Linked DNA regions of Mus musculus: region 1 is linked to region 2. A link is a contact called in ENCODE Hi-C or POLR2A ChIA-PET data. All regions are on one chromosome and are shown on one strand. The core of a region is the stretch at or near the end of the contact, and the rest is flanking DNA. Distances in the headings are between cores, read along the strand shown. Region 1 holds the start of 2810414N06Rik (RIKEN cDNA 2810414N06 gene). Region 2 overlaps Niban1 (niban apoptosis regulator 1).

Region 1 (5,710 bases), core at 86-2,585, 62 kb before region 2:
GCCAAAATCCAGAGATTCTCCACTTCGTTCTTAGTCACTTGTGCCACTTCGGATGTATTCGAATTACTGGATTAAATGCTATAAATAGTGTTTTGGAACACTTTTAAGCCTCATAAAACTACTCTAAGGGGGTACACTTAATCGAGGCCTCTGAATAGCATCAAATCGCCTGCTCTAGCTCACAAGTGCCATTTAGGAAAGAAAACACAGCAAGGGGGATAGTGAAGTCTGAAAAGTTCAAGTTCCGGTGAACGCCCCTTTTCCTTTAACAGGTGTAAGCACCGCAACATTTTCCCGCTGGGAGCTCACTTGGGTGAGACATCCAACCCTGCCTCCGCCACCCAGGCGGTAGCCCCTCCACCAGCCCCTGACATGGCAGAGGCGCTGACACAACACTACATATGTCACAGGCTGCCCAGGAGACACTCGACAGCCCCCGAGGTCACATCCCGGGGATCAGCTCCCATCGTCCTGGACCCCGTCCACCGCACCGAGGTCCTCCAGCCTCACCAGCTGTTACAGTCACCACAGAAAAAGTCCACAGTGCGCCGGGGGCGCAATGACAGGCACCTCCACTGCTGGCAGCCGCGCGAGGAAACCCACCCGGACAGCCACGCACCCTTACCCAAGCTTCTGCTTCTCTTCCCTACTCATGGGCGCGGCCCCTGCCGTGCACACGGACGTGGCCAACACCAGACAGAGCGCGGCCGTCGCTGCCACCAGGCTCCATGACGCTCGCTGGGGGACCCGGCACCCACAGCCCCGGCAGCCGCCGGCTTTGCTCATGGCCCCGCGGTTCCGCGCACGCGCAGCTGCTACACCGGCACGGTGGGCCACATTGCGGGCTGCCGGCGGCGAGGAGGCTGCGAGCCGTGTCGAGGGCGGACTGTGGAGTGAGGCTGGCGGCCGCCGGCGCCAAACTGTTTGCCGAAGTCACCGAGCCGGTCCCCCAGCGCCAGCGCTGCCACCACCCTCCGCCCTCCACGGCTCGGAGCACCGCCCCCAGCTTTCCGGTGTCGTAGTCTAGGAAACCGCCTCTCCAAGGCTACTTCCGGGTAGAGCCGAAGTGAGATAGCCTCGGGACCAATGGAGACAGCCTCGGAGAGGGGCTGGCCGCAGCTACAGGACCTAGCATTGGCCCAGAGAAGCGGGACGTGGACAAAAGGCGGGACTGGGCAGGGAGCTGTCCCTTCGATCCACCTCCGACCCCAGGAGTTGCCACCTAGGAACTACTAGTCCCAAGGTGCACCGCTTCCTCCAGCTTGACTACAGACCTACGCGCAGGCGCCTTGCTAGATTTCTGCCTAGTAGCGCCCTGCGTTCTGGGACTTGTAGTCCTATTCTGTAAAGGCCACGCAGGTTCCAGGCGTTCTGTGTTCCGCAAGACCTTTGGCCAACCCTACCTCGTCGGTGGGCTGCCCAGTCCTTGAGACTCGTGAGTGCTTTGCCATTCTCTTCCTGAAGATTTTTTTTTTTTCCTGAGAGCTGACAGAATGAGACTTGCCCCCAGGTCGGTACCGAATGCCTGGGTGAACAGTGAAAATATTCTTCTGCCCTCGAGAAAATGACAACAAAACAAAACAAAACAAAAACTAGGAAATGAACAACAGCTAAATGACTCGAACCTTTGACGACCATGTGAGAGTTTTACTTTCATTAGCGCATATACACAACTCTAATATGTATATATCGTCCTTCTACTTTTGCACACGTAGCTTGAACTTTTGCACAAAGGCTTGGAAGAAGTTAGCAAACACTAATCTAACTCCTGAATTACTCCTCTAATTCAGTACCCCAGCAACTAAGCAGGACACTCAAAATGAAGGAGGCCAAGCAAAGCTAAGAACGTGATTAATAATAGTTATCTTAAAAGCCCATGAAGGAAAGAAGTGTACAATGCAAAAGTGATTTTTTTTTTTTAATTTAGTGAAGACTAGATGTTGTAATGAGTTGCAATGGCTGATTGGCAGGCTAACTGTGGGTAAAATGACAGGTGGGTTTCTCTTGCAAAAGCACATGTCTTTCTTTTGTGCCACTTCAGCAGGTGGCGGCAGAGTTGAGGAGCTTGGATGTGACCTCTGTGGCCACAGTAAATTTCGTATTTGTCCGTTCAGCAATATCGAGCTATCTGAAACCTCTTGCTTTTAATGCCTCACCACTTAAGTCTTATCTCTCTGACCATCCGGGTTACAAAATAACCTTTCTTCCTTCTCTCCTCTTTCAAAAACGCAGGTGTTTCCTGAAGGTTCTGTTTCGACTCCTTTGCTTCTTTGTACTCTCCGGGTTTCGCTTTAGTGATTTCTGACACGGATTAAGTCACCTTGTTGCTCGGATTGATTTCTAGATTTATATCTGTCCTGATCATTGGCCTTACATTCAATTTCCTTTCTGTCTGGTCCAAGAGAAACTCAAGTGTAAAATTATTTAATGCTTCAGACCTGTTTACTCACCCTCTTCTTTCCTAGTGTCCAACCAGTGGGTAAATCACCCAGATCCTTATCGCTACTATCTTTCAGACCATTGCCTTTCTAGTCCACATTTTCCTAGTTCCAGCTCTCATTATCTCTTTGCTGAACAGTTGCAACGTCCTAGTCTCCTCTACACTGCCACAGAGTAAGCTTCGATTTGCAAACCCTCTGAATTCCTCCTCCCTCTGCCTTCGATCTGCCCCTGCCCTCAAGTTCTATTCGACTACGAAGTAAATTCTCACACTCTTTTCCTTTCTTTATCTTTGCTCTTCTATCTCCTCTGTTATTCTGTAATCTTTGCCCCACGCCCACAAACCATTAAGACTTGGCTTAGATTCCATCACCACAAAACAGTTCTAAACCTTGCAGAAAGTGTTCAAACCACTCTCCTTCCTGTTCTTCCACAGTACTCTGTGTCTCTATTAGTGCATTTTTACATCCACTAGATTTTGATCGTTTGAGGGGTATTAACCAGCTTGTTTCTAAATAACCAGATTATTCTAAAAGGCCTAGTGCTGTGTCTCCCCCACTAGACATGTTCAAGAAGTGTTGATTTCTTATTCCTTCAGTTTCCTCACTATAAAGTGAGAATAATATGACCTTTCCCTGTAATCATATGAATACTGTACACATGAGCTCATTTCTGAATGATGTTTATCCCTTTTACAAACCTGCAATCCTGCATTGCTGCCATCCCGGATCCTTGTTGGCAGCCTTAATGACGAAGTTAGCTAAGTAAATAAATACCTTTGAGTTGGTGTGGATGTGGCATAGAGAACAGGACAAGCCAAAGTTCAACACCAATCAGCTAGTATTTGAAAACGAAGAACAAAGACAGTAGAAAAATACCTAATGACTTTCAGATGTATTTTCAAGTCAGTTATTTGAAGGAACTTATTGGCAATAACTAGGTTGATTTTAATATTATGATCGTTATCATTATTACTATTTATTATTAGACTTCTTGATGTTCTAATCATAAAGACTTCTGAGTCTTTGGGTCTCAATAAGACAGTAGTGATCTTGTTAAAGAAACAACGAACTGAAAAGGAAGTCCTGGCCTCAGTGTTTATCTTTCTGCATTTTTGCTTGTCTCCCAGCTAACACTGAAGTTTTAAAGGCTGTCATAAGTAGGCAGGACACCTTCCTTGTTGACTCCCTGAATAATAAGCGTCTTTTCCTCCCCACTGTGATTCAACTTCTAGCCAATAGTTGAGTCCATGTTTCACTAACCTCTGCAAAATCCGAAATAGGAAAATCTGGTGTGACCTAAAAGGAATTGGGAGTTAACATTTCTAAGCTGGAGATTCATATTCAGTATGGAAACACATTCACAAAAGTACATTTCAAAGTAGATCCCATTTTAACCCATTAATGGGAATAGGAATTATTAGCTAATTGCCAATTTATGGACTCCTGGGAAATTTTTCATTTGTTAGTTTTCAAACTTATACATGAGTAATCTTTTTAAATGATATGGAAGTTAATTTGGAGAGCTTGGAGTTGTACAGAAAAAAAAAAAAACCAATATTAGTGGAAAGCACCCAAGGGGAATAAGAGAGACGGGCTTTTTAAAGAATGTAAAACAGTTTTTTAGATGTGTAGAGCCCATTAAAATTAATAAGGGCAGTTTATAAAGTGGTGCCCTTTAACTGGCTAAGAGTTTGTTTACACAGCCTTGTATCTTACGCAAATATATATGTTCCCTTTCCTGCCTGGATGTGTCAGAGGCTACGAAGGATTGTGGGTAGAAAACATATGGACACCAGGGAGAGGCTCCACATCAGTTCTCTTAGGACTCAAGGAGAGTCCCGGGAGACTGAGAGCAGCTGAACGAGGCTGATCACAGAACAGCAGTTGCCCCTATAGTCTTTAATTCTACGGGTCTCGTATTCCTAAAATAGGATTTGGAAGTGGCTATTGTAGCATTCCTCAAATGACTTCCCATCCTTCTCCTTTCAATATTCCCATCAGTTGATAATGTGGAATTTACAGGACACTTTTCTTCTTGTGAACTCAAGTCTGTGTATTAAATCAAGGCAACGTTTATTCTGCATTTACATTCTGGGACTTTAAGGTTCCAGAAGGTATATTTTAGGAAAAGTACTGAGTAAATATTATGGGTTGTCTCCTGGAGTGGCTGACTGTCTCATCCAAACTCCAGAAAGGAATGAGGAATTCAGATGAGTCACTGTCACCAATGATTTGAGACCTTCAGAACACTTCAGATGGCTCTCACCACTTAGTTGACACCAAGTAAGGCTCCTGTATCATTTGTAATGATACAAGATGTATCATTTGCTCTTTTAGTATCATTTGTAATGACACAAAATGGAAACATTTGTTCTTTTAGTAGCCATTTTCCATGGCCTCTCTTTATCAGAGGTGAGGCCCAGTTTTCATTGCTCTTCCTTAGGGCTTATAGGCTCATTTTACACCACCCACATGGTTCTCACCGGTTTAGAGTAGCCACAGGTCTTAAGTCACAACTGGTCAATAGCTTCAGGCTCCTGCATCATAGAGGCCAAGAACAATAGTTCTGAGCCATTGCTCTACTATTTCTAGTTTTGTTCACATAAGCCAACTATTAAAATTCTTTGTGTCTCGGCATTTCTGCTTGTAAAATAAGGCTGAATTCACAGCACTTTGGGAAGTGCTCGTGACTTGGCATCTGTACTTTCTAGGGCTGCTGTGAAGATAACAAAATAATGTGTGTTCACAATATGTAGAAAAATTGAGAACAGCTCACTAAATAGTAGTTATTGATATTTATCATTACTATGGACTAGAATGGGAAAGCTGCCATTATGAAAGTAGGAACCCTGGGTGGGTGGAGGTGCCCACAGTCCTGAGTCTAATCTCTACCACAGATCTTACCCATTACCTTGTTCTACTGACAGCAGTCTCCCTATCCTAAATACTAACCCTCCTGGGCCTCCGTGCTACTCGGGGGACCACAGATTCTGCCATAGATACCTTGTGTAAGCCTCATCCCTGTTTTGGAGTGAATGTGCGCATGTACAAATGTCTGGTACCTTTCCTTCCTCAGAAAATGTGACCTCGCCTGTAAGGCATTTTGAGTTGTAAGAGGGGTTGGAGACTGTACAGTTAGAAAGTCTTGCGAGCTTTTGGTCTATATAATTTTCTTAAAAGATTCTGCATGATTTAAAAAAAAAGATTCTGTGTGAATGAGCATTTGTCCACATACATGCCTGTTTCCATGAACATCAGAAGAGGGCATG
Region 2 (6,362 bases), core at 3,687-6,186:
ATAAAAGTGTGTTGATCTGAAACCTTTCAGTCCTTACACTGAGCATGAGCAAAATAAGTTCTTCCTAGCAGATAAGTGTGGAACAGAACTGATGATTAATGGCCTCACTCTTGAGTGAAGTAATGGGCAGATCTTTTAAAAAGCAAATTAACAGGCAGGTACATGGAACATTAGGTAAAAGAAACTGGTCTGCTTTCAGCCTGGGTCGTTAGGCCCACATGGGTCTGAGAGGACAGAACGTTGGCAGTCTTAGATAGACACAGAATTACGACACTCACCCTAGATGGGTTGTGAGGCTGGACCATATCAAACAGAAATCACACTAAGGCTGATCTGTATCTGACTTTGGAAGCATTGCAGAAACAGGCAGGCCCGAGGTCACCACGGATGCGCATGTCTCTTAGCACACATGTGCATAGCTATGTCTCTTCTAATCTCCTCTCAGTGGGACCCATCCTAAGAGCTCTGAAGCATGTTGGGCTGTAGTATGAAGAAGGTGTGAATTGCAGATGATAATCTGCCAGGCAGACAGCCACCGTTAGACAGGCAGCCTCAGGAGCACAGGGTCCCAATCTCCACCACTTGCTCAGAGGGCACTTAGCAAACGTTCAATGTGTGAGTATTCACCTGAGCTATCCAGAAATACTTCTGAGAAATAATCACTGAAGAGCATACATGCCCTTCCTCCGCAGCAACACTAGAAGTGCTCCACGCATTGGGTACAGGACTGAGAAAGAACAGGGAGTCACAGAAAGTATCCCAAAGACCCCTCCAGGCCATCTAAGGCTGCTGTGTGGGGGTGGGACAGCCATGTTCAATCAAGGGCCAGACAGTAAATATCTGTGGCTATGTCGTCCTTAAGTTTCCAACAGCTCAGTTCTGAACGCAGGAGCACAGAGCAGCTTAGACTATGAACTCATGAATGAGCATGGCTGTGTTCAAAACGACATCATCTACAAAATCTAGCGGGGCCAGATCGGGCTTGAGGACTGTAGTTTACCAACTTCAGATTTGGAGACTAAGGCAAATAGAAGCCAGTGACGGCCTCAAATACACCTGACTGGTTAATAGGAACACTAACTTATGACTGATTAACTTATTCAGATTTACTGACCCTAAGCCAAAACTGCAGGCTTTCTATCAAAGAAAACCTCATTCTTCAACACGATACACAGGCACACCACAATGCAGGAAGCAAGGTTCCTGCTACCTTGAGTCTACAACACATCCAGGGTAAAACGAAGGCCTTAACAATGCTACAGCATTCTCCTTCTACAACCACTACTACTTTCTCCCCTCAATTCCCTCAGCTTAATTCTCTTCGGAAACTAGATATACTATCTGAGGGCAATTGGTTCTGAGAGTCCTCTCAACCCCATCCCAGAGGAGGCCAAAATCCTGAGACACTAAAATTACTGCTTTTTCATGGAACCAGTGCACACCCAACTATATACCTCCTATTACTTAAGACATTAAATAGTTTACTTATTATACTGAATACAATATAGATGGGACATAATAGCCATACTGTATTGTTTAGGGAATAACAGAGAAGCCTGAACCTGATCATTGCAAACGTTTTTTTTTTTTTTTCCCTTCCTTGTGCATTTTGATCTGTGGTTGGTGGAATCCACAGATATGAGACCCATGGATACAGAGGCTCAGCACATCCTCTCTATGTATGAATCTCTCAGTGGACAGCTTATTTGTTGGGAGCAGTAAGGGGTCATTCCACCAACCTCGGATCTTCCCAGTTAGAAAGTTCTTTGAGGTCACAATCTGATCCATGTCTGAGCGGATGGTCCCTTCCAGGTCCTTTGTCAGAGCTCTGCACTCCTCCTTCAAGGCATTTAATCCTTCTGAAACTTGGTGCTGAACCAGATTGTAGGCTTCCTCCAGGAGCTGAAACACAGAACAGTGCATCATCTATGACTGAAGGAGTTCCAGAAGGGAGGGAGGCCAGCCTACCACAGACTCTCACATAAAACAGAGCTGAGCACATGCTCAAATTGTAAGAACGACTCTGTTTAGATTAGTTATTATGCCAGTGAGATTGAGCAGGTTCAAAGCTGACACTCTTTTACCTAGGAAGGAAAGGAATTATTTTAAAACAACACCAAATTCCCCCACCACCATCACCACCACCAAGAAAAGAAATAAAGAAAAAGGAAAAAGTAAAGAGATGAGAACATTCATTTTGATACACAGTTACAAAGTAACATTGTAACTTACTCCAAACCAGGCCCTCTTTCTGTCATTCTTCTTCCCCTTCAGTTTAGGCAGCAGGTCAGTCTGGAGGGTCGGCAGGAGCTCCTCCATCACCAGCTTACTCAGGACCTGCAGAGTAAAGGAGAAGCGGGCAGAGCATCAGCGGAGGATGGCCGGCTCGAGGTCTCACGACAGCGTCCGTGTCCTGGGCTCCATGGGCTCTGAAGTAGGCAGAGGTTGGGGGGATGAGGAGGAGAGACCTTGATGCTGATGTCGGAGATGGAACTCATGGCTGTGCATATGATAACCGTATAAAATCTTTCCTCAAACTCAAAGGTAAATATTCTTCATATTCACGGGGAACAGATGTGTCTGCCGACATGTTCTACTACTGTTATCTCAATGGCAGGAACTATTTCCTAAATCCAAGCTCTTCGTGTTCACGCTAACAAGATTCCTTGTGTTTAGTAGAATGAGAGGGTGGCTTTCAGTGGCAGATAAGGTATCCTTAAACAGGAGCATCAAGTTTGGACATGATGGCTTGAGCCTGGTCTGTGGTCCTAAGACTGCCATTCTTTCTCAAGCCTCTGCATGCCTCAATCTCCTTACTCCAAGTATTCCCGAGCATTCCCTTCATCCTCTGATGGTTACAAAAAGGATGGAGCAACAAAGTAAAGAGATAAGAGACCACTCCAAGCCCTTAGTGTACTGCCCCACCCAGCACTGTGTCTTCTATCATTGCTTCTGTGCCTAAGAAAAGGGCTGGAGGTAAAACCAAGGTAAAGGACAAAGTTCAGGGTGGTTAGCTAAACCTCCTCCAAAGATATCAAGTCTAACAGGGTCCCTGTAAAGAAGGAAGAGAAGGTACCAAAGGGCCAAGGAGATGCTGGCAAGGGCAGGAAACAGAGATTCCAAAACAAACCAGGCACAGAAAACTGAAGGTATTGTTGATGCTTCCAGGAGAGAGGGAGGGAGGGAGGGAGGGAGACAGGGAAGGAGGGAGGGAGGGAGAGAGAAAGAGGGAGAGAGAGAGAATATGACTGCCTACTTTGAAATATTATTCTTTAAACAAGTTTTATAAAAATGCACAATTTTTCTGGATGAGATTGTACCTGCCTATAATCCCAAATACTTAAGAGGTTGAATCAGGGGGATCGAGCATCCCTGGGCCAGTGTGAGCTACATGGTGAGATCCTGTCTCAAAAACAAAACACAACCAAGACAAAGCTGCAGAATTGTGTTACGTGTTTTTAACACTTACGAACTTACATTGTTAAGCAACAGAAGATTTCATTGTTTCACTGTGTTTTAAAGGGGAGGGACATATGTCATTAATCAACATCTCCTAGGCTGGATTGCTGTGGGAGAGCTATTTTTGCCTTATACTTTAAGAGGACTATCTCTTGGCTCCCAGGAGAAGGGTTTCCTTCCAGGGACACACAGTCACCTGGGCTAATGCCTATGGCACTGTTTTTAAAAAGCCACTCTCTCACTCTGTTTTCTGTATTTAATGTCATTAAGCCCAGAGATCTGTTAGAACCTGACACCCCCCCCCCCCCCGTGCACCAGCCCCAAAAGCTGGCTACTGGTATGCCAATGTTCCAGCTGTGCCCTAAGGACAGAGTCCCTTAAGAGAGCAAGTGGCCCCTTTTCTCAGCTACACATCATCAGATAGATAATTCTGGCATTGCCCGGCTGCATCTGAAAGCCAAAGTCGGCTGGTGAAAATGTCTTCAGTAGCATGCCAACGGTGAAGTGCCAACCTTTACTCCAAACACTCCCCGCGGATAGAATGAAGACAACATTGTGTTTTACAGCAGCCTTCTCCTGCAGCCATGCACTGAAGAAGGCAGCTAGAAGGTTGTTAATGACCCATGTACTGGCTGGAATATCCTATCTATGAAAAGTATCATTAAGAAACCTGGACCCTGCTTAGGCAAACAATTTAAAGATAAATTAGCACCAAATACTATGAAACAAAGTGATGGGCTAGAGAGATGGCTCAGTGGTTAAGAGCACTGACTGCTCTTCCACAGGTCCTGAGTTCAAATCCCAGCAACCACATGGTGGCTCACAACCATCTGTAATCGGGTCTGATGCCACCTTCTGGTGTCTATGAAGACAGCTACAGTGTGCTTGTCATATGTAAAATGAATAAATAAATAAATAGAATCTTTAAATAAAAAAAAACAAAAAACAAAAAACAAAAAACAAAGTGACACTTGTGGGCTAAGCAGACTTAAAGGGACATGGAAAGTTTTCAGAGTACACTGTAGGAGTGTTCCCAAATCCATTCTAAAACTTTGTGCTGATCAATGCTCATGTTCCCTTGCATCTGAGCAGTAGTCTATCTACAGGTTCAGCGTAGTCCCCACCCTTCCTTCTCTGCTCTCAGGCGTGACTTGGGGTAGCTCTGCTGCTCTGATTCACTTAACCTGGGGTCTTCTGAGGATCACAGCTCAGCAGCAACAGCAGGCTGCAGACTGAGGTCTGCAACAAGGCAGGGGCACCGTCGAGAATGTCAGCAGGCAGCAGAGCAGACCGTCACTAGAGACATCGGGTCTGTGAAGCTGAAGTAATATTTATCCAAAACATCTGACCTCCTTCTCATAAAAGTTCAAATTATACTTCGGGCTACAAGGAAGCTCTCTCTGAGCTCACTGGTCAGCCACATCCGTGGAAACCCTCACAAGCTCACTGACCTTGGCCCTTCTCCAGGGCTCCATTATGGCAGGGTGTGACGCTCTAGCTGGACTGAACTGGAATGCTCTGAGGCTGGAAAGGACAAGCGGGCTGGGTCCCTGGTTCCCTGGGCTCCTGGGAAAGGAGCTGCTAGGCTCAGTACAGCTGAAGGGCTCCCATCTGCTACAATGTGGATCTACCTCAAGTGATGAAAATAACAGAGGCAAGATGTTCATAGGCCTTGAAAACTCGCAGATGGACTTGTGTTTCCTTTCTGAGTCACTCTCTGTGGACCATTAAGCGATGATGCCCCAGTACAGGGGAACGCCAGGGCCAAAAAGGGGGAGTGGGTGGGTATGGGGGACTTTTGGTATAGCATTGGAAATGTAAATGAGCTAAATACCTAATAAAAAATGGAAAAAAAATCACCGTTTTCTCAGGATCTCATAAGAAACTTGATGTAGGCAAACATATTGGAACTCAGCAGGTTCAGCCATTTGATTCAGTGAGTAATTAATCGTCCCCAGGTCACTCCTGCCCAGGTGAGTGAGTTTTTGCTGGAACCTATGCCCAAGACCTATCAAGTATGGTGTGAGGAGAGAGAGAGCTAAGACGGATGGAGACTAAAGCAAAGAAAAATGGGAAATGCTGTCCTGGTTGAAAAGCCTTGAAGTCAAGAGTCACAGTTCTGCTCATCTGTCCTTCTGCAGAGACTGGATTGATTTTGAGCATGAGTGTGAATAAATGTGAGAAGACCCAAATGTTACACACAAAGGCCAAAGAAAACCAACATCCCATCTGGGTGGGCTTGCAGTTTGCCTCTGCTCTTTCCCACATGACGTTCCAAGAAATTTGCTTCTATTTTACAGCTTGGGAACTTGAAAAGAAAATATGTCTGGGAAAGAAAGAGAGAGGGGGAAGAGAGGCTCCGAGGGGGGTGGGTAGGGGTTGGGAAGAGGCCCGAGGCTGGCAGAGCCTGGGGTACCATGCCATCTCATGCTAACACCACCTTCCTCATCCTCTTAATTCAGCTTCCTCCCATCCTGACACCGCTTCGTCCCTTGCCTGCCCACTCTGGGCGACCCACCATGGCCAGCTCTCCATAAGCAAGAGAGAAGCCTGTGGGCTTTTTGAGGGAAAGTAGCTAATCAAATTAATTAATTAATTAATTAATTAAATAAGAAGGTTCTATTAACTCCCCATCAAACAGAATTTACTGAGTTATACCATAAAGACCCTCAAACATCATTTTTATAATTTTGCATTTTAAAAAGGTGAGAAGAGATGGTGAGAAAATTTAACTGCTGGGCTGTGGAGTGAAGGATTTCCTCACACACATAAGAAACCAAAGATGTCATCAGATTGATCAAAATGAACAAACCAAGCAGGGTTTGGTGCTGCATATCTCATATATGATTAAGGAAACCGAGGGAGGTAAGGTAAGAGCTTGAAGCTAGCCTGAGCTACAAGCC

What was found. A loop is a pair of places that touch in the nucleus more often than their neighbours do. ChIA-PET counts read pairs that join two places held with the same protein, here RNA polymerase II (POLR2A).
Region 1: a map of T-helper 17 cell shows a loop between it and region 2 (2.3-fold over the local background). The contact joins the promoter of 2810414N06Rik here to the enhancer-like site in region 2. A Hi-C loop is called at or near these places in 1 of 37 maps with a recorded cell type or tissue (T-helper 17 cell). POLR2A ChIA-PET finds 5 or more read pairs at or near these places in 1 of 5 experiments (Patski).

The regions. Positions count from the first base shown.
Region 1 is chr1:151,750,643-151,756,352 of GRCm38, reverse strand. It overlaps 2810414N06Rik (RIKEN cDNA 2810414N06 gene), which reads left to right and starts at 1,335. Exons shown (of 2, transcript NR_151475.1): 1 at 1,335-1,510. Edem3 (ER degradation enhancer, mannosidase alpha-like 3) reads right to left here and starts at 979. Exons shown (of 20, transcript NM_001039644.2): 1 at 626-979. The coding sequence starts at 786.
Region 2 is chr1:151,691,665-151,698,026 of GRCm38, reverse strand. Niban1 (niban apoptosis regulator 1) reads right to left here. Exons shown (of 14, transcript NM_022018.3): 7 at 2,233-2,337; 8 at 1,740-1,902. Among named protein-coding and RNA genes, the nearest start is that of Gm41969, 42 kb to the left of the region's middle. Within about 2 kb of position 4,936, at least 1 of the 3 ENCODE cell types and tissues checked has a DNase peak (open chromatin) inside an H3K27ac peak, as active enhancers do.